Linked DNA regions of Mus musculus: region 2 is linked to region 1. The links are chromatin loops, found by intact Hi-C in ENCODE. Cell type or tissue: heart. All regions are shown on one strand. Links, peaks and the distances in the headings refer to the core of each region. The heading gives the core; the rest is flanking DNA. Region 1 overlaps Scn10a (sodium channel, voltage-gated, type X, alpha). Region 2 overlaps Exog (endo/exonuclease (5'-3'), endonuclease G-like).

The links. Hi-C counts contacts between places; a loop is a spot of excess contacts. Peaks named below come from ENCODE experiments on the same cell type or tissue, not always from the same donor. Only the 100,000 strongest peaks of a DNase experiment are listed, where the experiment ranks them.
Region 2: a loop joins it to region 1, with 3 times the contacts of the local background. A loop is called at or near these places in 2 of 42 quality-filtered maps.

Annotation. Positions count from the first base shown.
Region 1 is chr9:119,645,898-119,648,801 of GRCm38, forward strand. Scn10a (sodium channel, voltage-gated, type X, alpha) reads right to left here. Exons shown (of 28, transcript NM_009134.3): 15 at 2,141-2,314. Among named protein-coding and RNA genes, the nearest start is that of Scn10a, 72 kb to the right of the region's middle. In heart, for the core only: a CTCF peak has its summit at 1,446 (motif pointing right); no DNase peak of the experiment used is centred there; H3K27ac peaks cover 171 bases.
Region 2 is chr9:119,464,712-119,467,615 of GRCm38, forward strand. Exog (endo/exonuclease (5'-3'), endonuclease G-like) reads left to right here. Exons shown (of 6, transcript NM_172456.4): 6 at 1-807. Among named protein-coding and RNA genes, the nearest start is that of Exog, 21 kb to the left of the region's middle. In heart, for the core only: a CTCF peak has its summit at 1,079; a DNase peak (open chromatin) is centred at 1,090; H3K27ac peaks cover 138 bases.

The DNA.
Region 1 (2,904 bases), core at 97-2,596:
TTTTTATTCTGTCTGCCCCACCCTCCACCTGCCACTCACAGGCAGGGCGAGCGCTCCTTCCCAGTTAAACCTCCTTGAAGCACCCTCACAAACACACTCAGAAGTATATCTCCTTGGTGATTCTAAATCCAGTCAAGTTGACAAAGAAAGTGAACCACCACAGCAGGCGACTGTGTTTACAGGCACAGACATGTTCTAAGCTGCAGTAACTAAGATGGTATGGTACTGGCACAATGATAGAGTGGCAGAGCCTACCTTAAATCACGTCAAGATGGGTGGTGGCATTCGGGGAAGGGCAAAAAGAGTTACATGGGATTTCCTCTCTTGTTCTTCTCCTTCCTTTCCTCAACCAATCCCAACATTTTTACTGAGTCTCTCCTTATAGACAGCTTGTGCTCAGTGTCTGGAGTAGGATGGCAGAAAGGAAATCCCTGGGTTTAGCCCTATGAACTCTCAGGATATGGCATTATAATCTCAAAAGAGCGGCTTGGTTTGAAGAGCGAAGCCAGGTTCAGATACCAGAGTGTGGGAGGCCCTCTGTGGAGAGGGGATGAGTCAGCCCAGAAGGCCAAGACCAGCCAAACCAGGTGAAGACCTGGGAACAGGTGTCTGAGGCAGAGGATGGGTGGCCAGGCCTGTGGCTGAGAAAAGTGCAGGGAGAAGAGGGGCGGGGCTTGCTGGAGCCTCACAATCGCCACAAGGACTTCAAGGGGACTCCACTGGGGAACTATTTGTGACAAATGGCCCTTGCCAGTTGAAGGTGGTCATGAGAGTAGAAACTGTTGGTCTGGGGGGTGCTTATAGGGAGGCAGGATGTGCTTGACTAAAACAGTTTTGAAGACTAAAACCACCCAACTGATCGTCTCGGCTGTGTCTCTTTACCCAGGAATGCACACAGTTCAGGGCCAGCTCCAGCTGTGGGGTAAAGGGAAGGGGCTGGGTTTTTGTTGATAATGTAATACTGGCTGGCAGAGCATGGAATCTCACCAGGCTGTTGGGAACATGGAAGGGAGCCTGCACGCGCGATTGGGGGATGAGGTTAGGGAATTGTGAATGGACTCGCATGTCATAATCAGAAGTTAGGTGTGTAGGAGGCCCTCCCCTGCCTCCCTCTCACAAGAACAGGAGAGACCTGGTTGAGCCTCCAAAGGACACAGTGTCCACTGGCTCTAGTTGCTAACAAACATGCCAGTTTCAGTCTTTTTTTTTTTTTTTTTTTTTTTTTTTGCGTTATGGCGTATCCTGGGAATGGCCACCCTAGCTATTCAAGTCCCTTGCTGGCTTCTAGGAGTCACTGAAATGCCAAGAATCCTCCAGATGGCTTGAGGACTTGAGGACATCAGTAACCTCAGACTCTCATTAGTGACCTCACTTACAGGTGGCTGATGGAAGCATTTGTGGTGGTGTGGAGGGCAGACATGGAGACCAGTGATTGAGTGGAGGAATGCCTCCAGTAGAGGGCGCCCTGGAGCTGAGTTTGGAGAGGCGCCTGTGGAGGCTAAGAGGAGGCAAGCTTTTGTGGGTGAAGTTTTGGGCTCTGAATTGGGCAACCAAGAAATAAGGGAAAGCCTTTTTGAGGGGGGACGGAGCTGAGACTCAGCAGTCAGGCAACGTGGATTTGAGTTCCAGGTCATACACTAGCTCGCTGTCCTGGCGTTCGACAAACACTGAGTTCATCATTTAAAGATGGTGTGTCTCAGTTTGGCTCATCCTGAGGACTTTAAAAGCAATGGTCTCTCAGGGTTGGGAGCATAAAATGAATCTTATTATTTCAAGAGCCTACGTAGTACTATGGCTGAGCCACATATTCAGAAAATGTTGGCTGAAAATGTCCCAACGTTGTTGCTGGGACTGCTGTGTGGTAAGAGAATGGAATGCTGTTCCGAAGTCCCTTTTTGGTACAAACAAGGAGATGGAGGGACAAAGAGAGCAACCACCCCACATTACATCAGTGAAAAACTGGAATTGCCAAACTGAGTCTCTAGGTTCTTCAGAACCATGGCTTGCCTTGCTCCCACGAGAATAGGAAGGGTGTTGGGAACCACCGGTAGAGTCCCCAGACACACAGTGCCTGTCCCCTCGGGGTCAGCTTCCCTGAGCCTGAATGGGAGCTTCCCAAGTGGCCAAGAGAAGACGTTACCAAGCGGAAGGTGCGGAGCACAGACAAGCTGCCCTTCTTGGATGTGCTCAGCTCCAGCAGGCTCACGGTGACGATGACACAGTCGAAGATGTTCCACTTCTTCTGGAAGTAGTAGTAGGGGTCGAAGGCAATGATCTTGAAGGCCATCTCCATTGTAAAAAACACAGTAAAGACCTGAGGGTGGGAACAAGTGTTCACTGCTGTGAGGTCTCTGCCCAGGGACATGAAGACAAGGGCAGCAAGAAAAATCTTGTTTGCAAGATAGCAAAGCATGCTGGGTGTGGTGGCACATGCTTGTAACTCCAGCCTGCAGGAAACTGAGGCAGGAGGATCTCAGGGTTGAAGCCAGGCTGGACTATACAACAAAATCCTGTCTGAAAACAACATTAAAGAAGAAGAAGGAGGAGGAGGAGAAGGTAGAGGAGGAGGAAGAGGTGGAGGAAAGGGAGGAGAAGGAAGAGAAAACGGAGGAGGAAGAAAACAGCAGATCCTCTTGTCTGTTCTTGAGCACTGTAGATGGGAATTTCTGAGCCACTGACATTCAGAGAAGACACAAAAGAACTCAGGTTTCCATTTCTTCTCTCTCTGCGTCTCTGTGTCTGTCTGTCTCTGTCTGTCTCTTTCTCTTTCTCTTTCTCTTTCTCTTTCTCCTTCTCTTTCTCTTTCTCTTTCTCTTTCTCTTTCTCTGTCTCTGTCTCTGTCTCTGTCTCTGTCTCTGTCTTTGTCTGTCTGTCTGTCTCGTGTATGTGCGTGCATGGATGTGT
Region 2 (2,904 bases), core at 97-2,596, 180 kb before region 1:
CCTCAGTGGGCTCCCTCAGGTTCTTGGGCTGAGCCTTCTGGGCCATTCACCCTTCCAGTTCCTGGTCTGAAGAAATGACCAGGCTGGGTTGGCTCTGCTGTGGGAAGTCCCTGTCTCGGGGAGGGAGATTTAATTCTTAATCTTTCATCATTTCTAGTGATGTCTTCAAGTTCTTTGGTCTTTGGACTAAGGCTGTTGGCCAAAGCTGAATACAGCAAAAGCCTTACTGGAAGTTAGAGAGGTTAGGGAGAGGGATGCGAGCCCCTGAACTGCGCTGCCATTTCTGCTCTTACATCTTAACCAGCAGAGACCTCTACCCTTCTCTTCGGCCTTTGACGAGTGCCCAGCAGGAGAGGCAGTCTGCTCTTGAGGGAATGGCTTCCTGCAGAGCTGTGCTCAGTTTGCAGCCTGACACTGGCATGATCCTGTGTGCCTCCATGTCACCTGTGCGCCCTGCCTCATCTGAGAGGGTATTGTTGAGCTCACTCCGTTTGTGGCAGACTTCCTGTTAACGGCTTGTGAGGGGTAGGATGTGCCCTGCCAACTGCACCCACAGCCTGTGCACCTGTGAAAGCCCTGCAGTTCTTGGGAGAGGAGGCCTGACTGGTGGAAGTGGGTCAGTAGAAGCAGGCTTTGAAGGTTAACCCCCTCTCGCTTCGGGCCTGTGTGCTTTGCTTTCTGTCTGCCGCCATAGAAACATATAAACCTCTGGAGACTGCTGTTCCTGTTGCCCTGCCTCCCATACCATAGTGGACTGGAATCCCAGCGCTGTCGGATCAAATAAATCCTTCCCGAAGTTGCTTCTGACCGGTGATTGGCCACAGTGACAAGTAATACGTGGGTCCCCCTGAGCACGCGTGCCCTGTCCTGGTGGAGCTGATGAGGCTGGCCTCACACTGGGCATGGCTGTCCTGCACAAAGCCTCACATTTAGAAATTGGTCAGCCTACGGGAGGAGGCCAAGCAGGGGGCTTTGCCCTTTGCCGTGAACATCATTGGGGACAATGCAATCTGTCATGGCCATTGCCAGTGTGGGGTTAGGCTTGCTCTGGTCTGAGAGCTGAGTTCCTCTAGGGGTCAGTGTGGTCTCATCTCCACAAGCGTCAGCTAGGCTGGGCGGCCACAGCCTCGCAGTCAGGCTAGAGCCTGTGGCTTGGCAGGAGACCCAGGTTATCTGCCAGGCAGGTTTCATGTTTTCACTGCATGGAAGCTAGTAGCTTCATTCCCTCAGCTTTATGTTCAGAAACGTCAAGCCTACAGAAGTGTTGTTGCGTGTAGTGATTCTCTTCCCCGCTGTTTTGTCTCGTTGGCGCTTTTCTACCCGAAACCTGTTAAAATTCATTTGTTGACCCACTACAAAAGTAAGTTGAGACGTGACAGGTCACTGGTTTTTTTTTTTTTTTTTTTTTTTTTTTTTTTTTTTTTAAGGCAGGGTTTTTCTGTGTATCCCTGACTGTCCTAGAACTCTGTAGACCAGGCCGGCCTCGAACTCAGAAATCTGCCTGCCTCTGCCTCCCAAGTGCTGGGATTAAAGGCATGCGCCACCACATCCAGCTGACAGGTCACTTTTCATGCTTGAACTTAATGCAGCCTATGAATAAGGACATTCTTCCATGTTTCCAAAATATGCTATCAAATCTAAAAAGAAAAATTACCAAAATTTCTTCCAGGTTTGGTACAAGTCTATAATCCCAGCACTTGGGAAGCAGAGGCAAATGGGCCATATAAGCCGGACTGTGTACCGAGATCCTGTTTGGAAAAAGAAAATTTGGAAGACCCTTTCACAGGGGTAGCCTAAGATCATCAGAAAACACAGAAATTGACAGGATGACACATAACAGCAATGTTACAGTCATGAAGTAGCAGCGAAACAATTTCATGGCCGAGGTCACCACACCACGAGGTACTGTGTGAACGGTCTCAGCACTGGGAAGGTTGGCAACCCCTGATCCGGAGCAGTGTATCATCTATTTGACTTAAAAAAAATATATATCCCTTACCTACTCCTTGAGGTTTTGGTTCTGGAGGTCTGTCATGAGGCCGGGGTCGACATTTTAACAAATTATTTTAAGTGTGTGGTTGTTTTGCTTCTGTGTGTCTGTGTACCATGTACATCCCTAGTGCCCAAGGAGGTTAGGAGGGACAGGTCTCCTGGGACTGGAGCTATATTGTGAGCGGCCATGTGGGTGCTGGGAACTGAACTTAGATTCTTTGTGACAGCAGCCAGTGCTCTTAACCACTGAGTCATCTCTCCAGTCCTCGTGTGTGTATGTGTGTGTGTGTGTGCGTGTATGTATGCATGTGTGTCAGTGCATGGGTGCGTATGCATGCACCTGTGTATAGCTGTGAGGACGTGCATGCCACCCTGTGAGTTGTGTAGATCAGAGGCTGACCTCGGGTGTCAGCCCTTGCCTTCTGCTTCGCTTGAGGCAGTCTCTTGTTGATTTTACCAGGCTAAGCACTGGGCGGCTTGAAAGTTTCTGGAGGTTCTGCTTTGTATTTTGCCTTAGGCATGCTGTGTACAGATGTGTTGCCACATCTGGTCTTCCGTGTGCTGAGGAATTGGCTCTTGGGTCTTGATACTTGTGCACCCACTGAGCAGCCTCGCCAGCCCCGGAATATGTCATTTAAAAAGAACACTGATTGTGATGAGCCCCGGCGGGGCTTCAGGCTGTTCCCTGACACCCTCGCCTTCCTGGCTGATACTAGCTTTTGCCTGAGGTCCTTTCAGGGCAGGAAGCTCACAAAGACGTGGGAGCAGCGGACTTTACACGCTTGTACAGGGCTCTTCCCAGTAAAGCAGTCAGGATGTGCCGCGTTGAGTCCAGGAAGTGGCTGGTCCCTGAAGCATAGTCCAGTTTTCTCACCGTATACTGTGGTACGAGTGGAACCCACTCCAACAAGC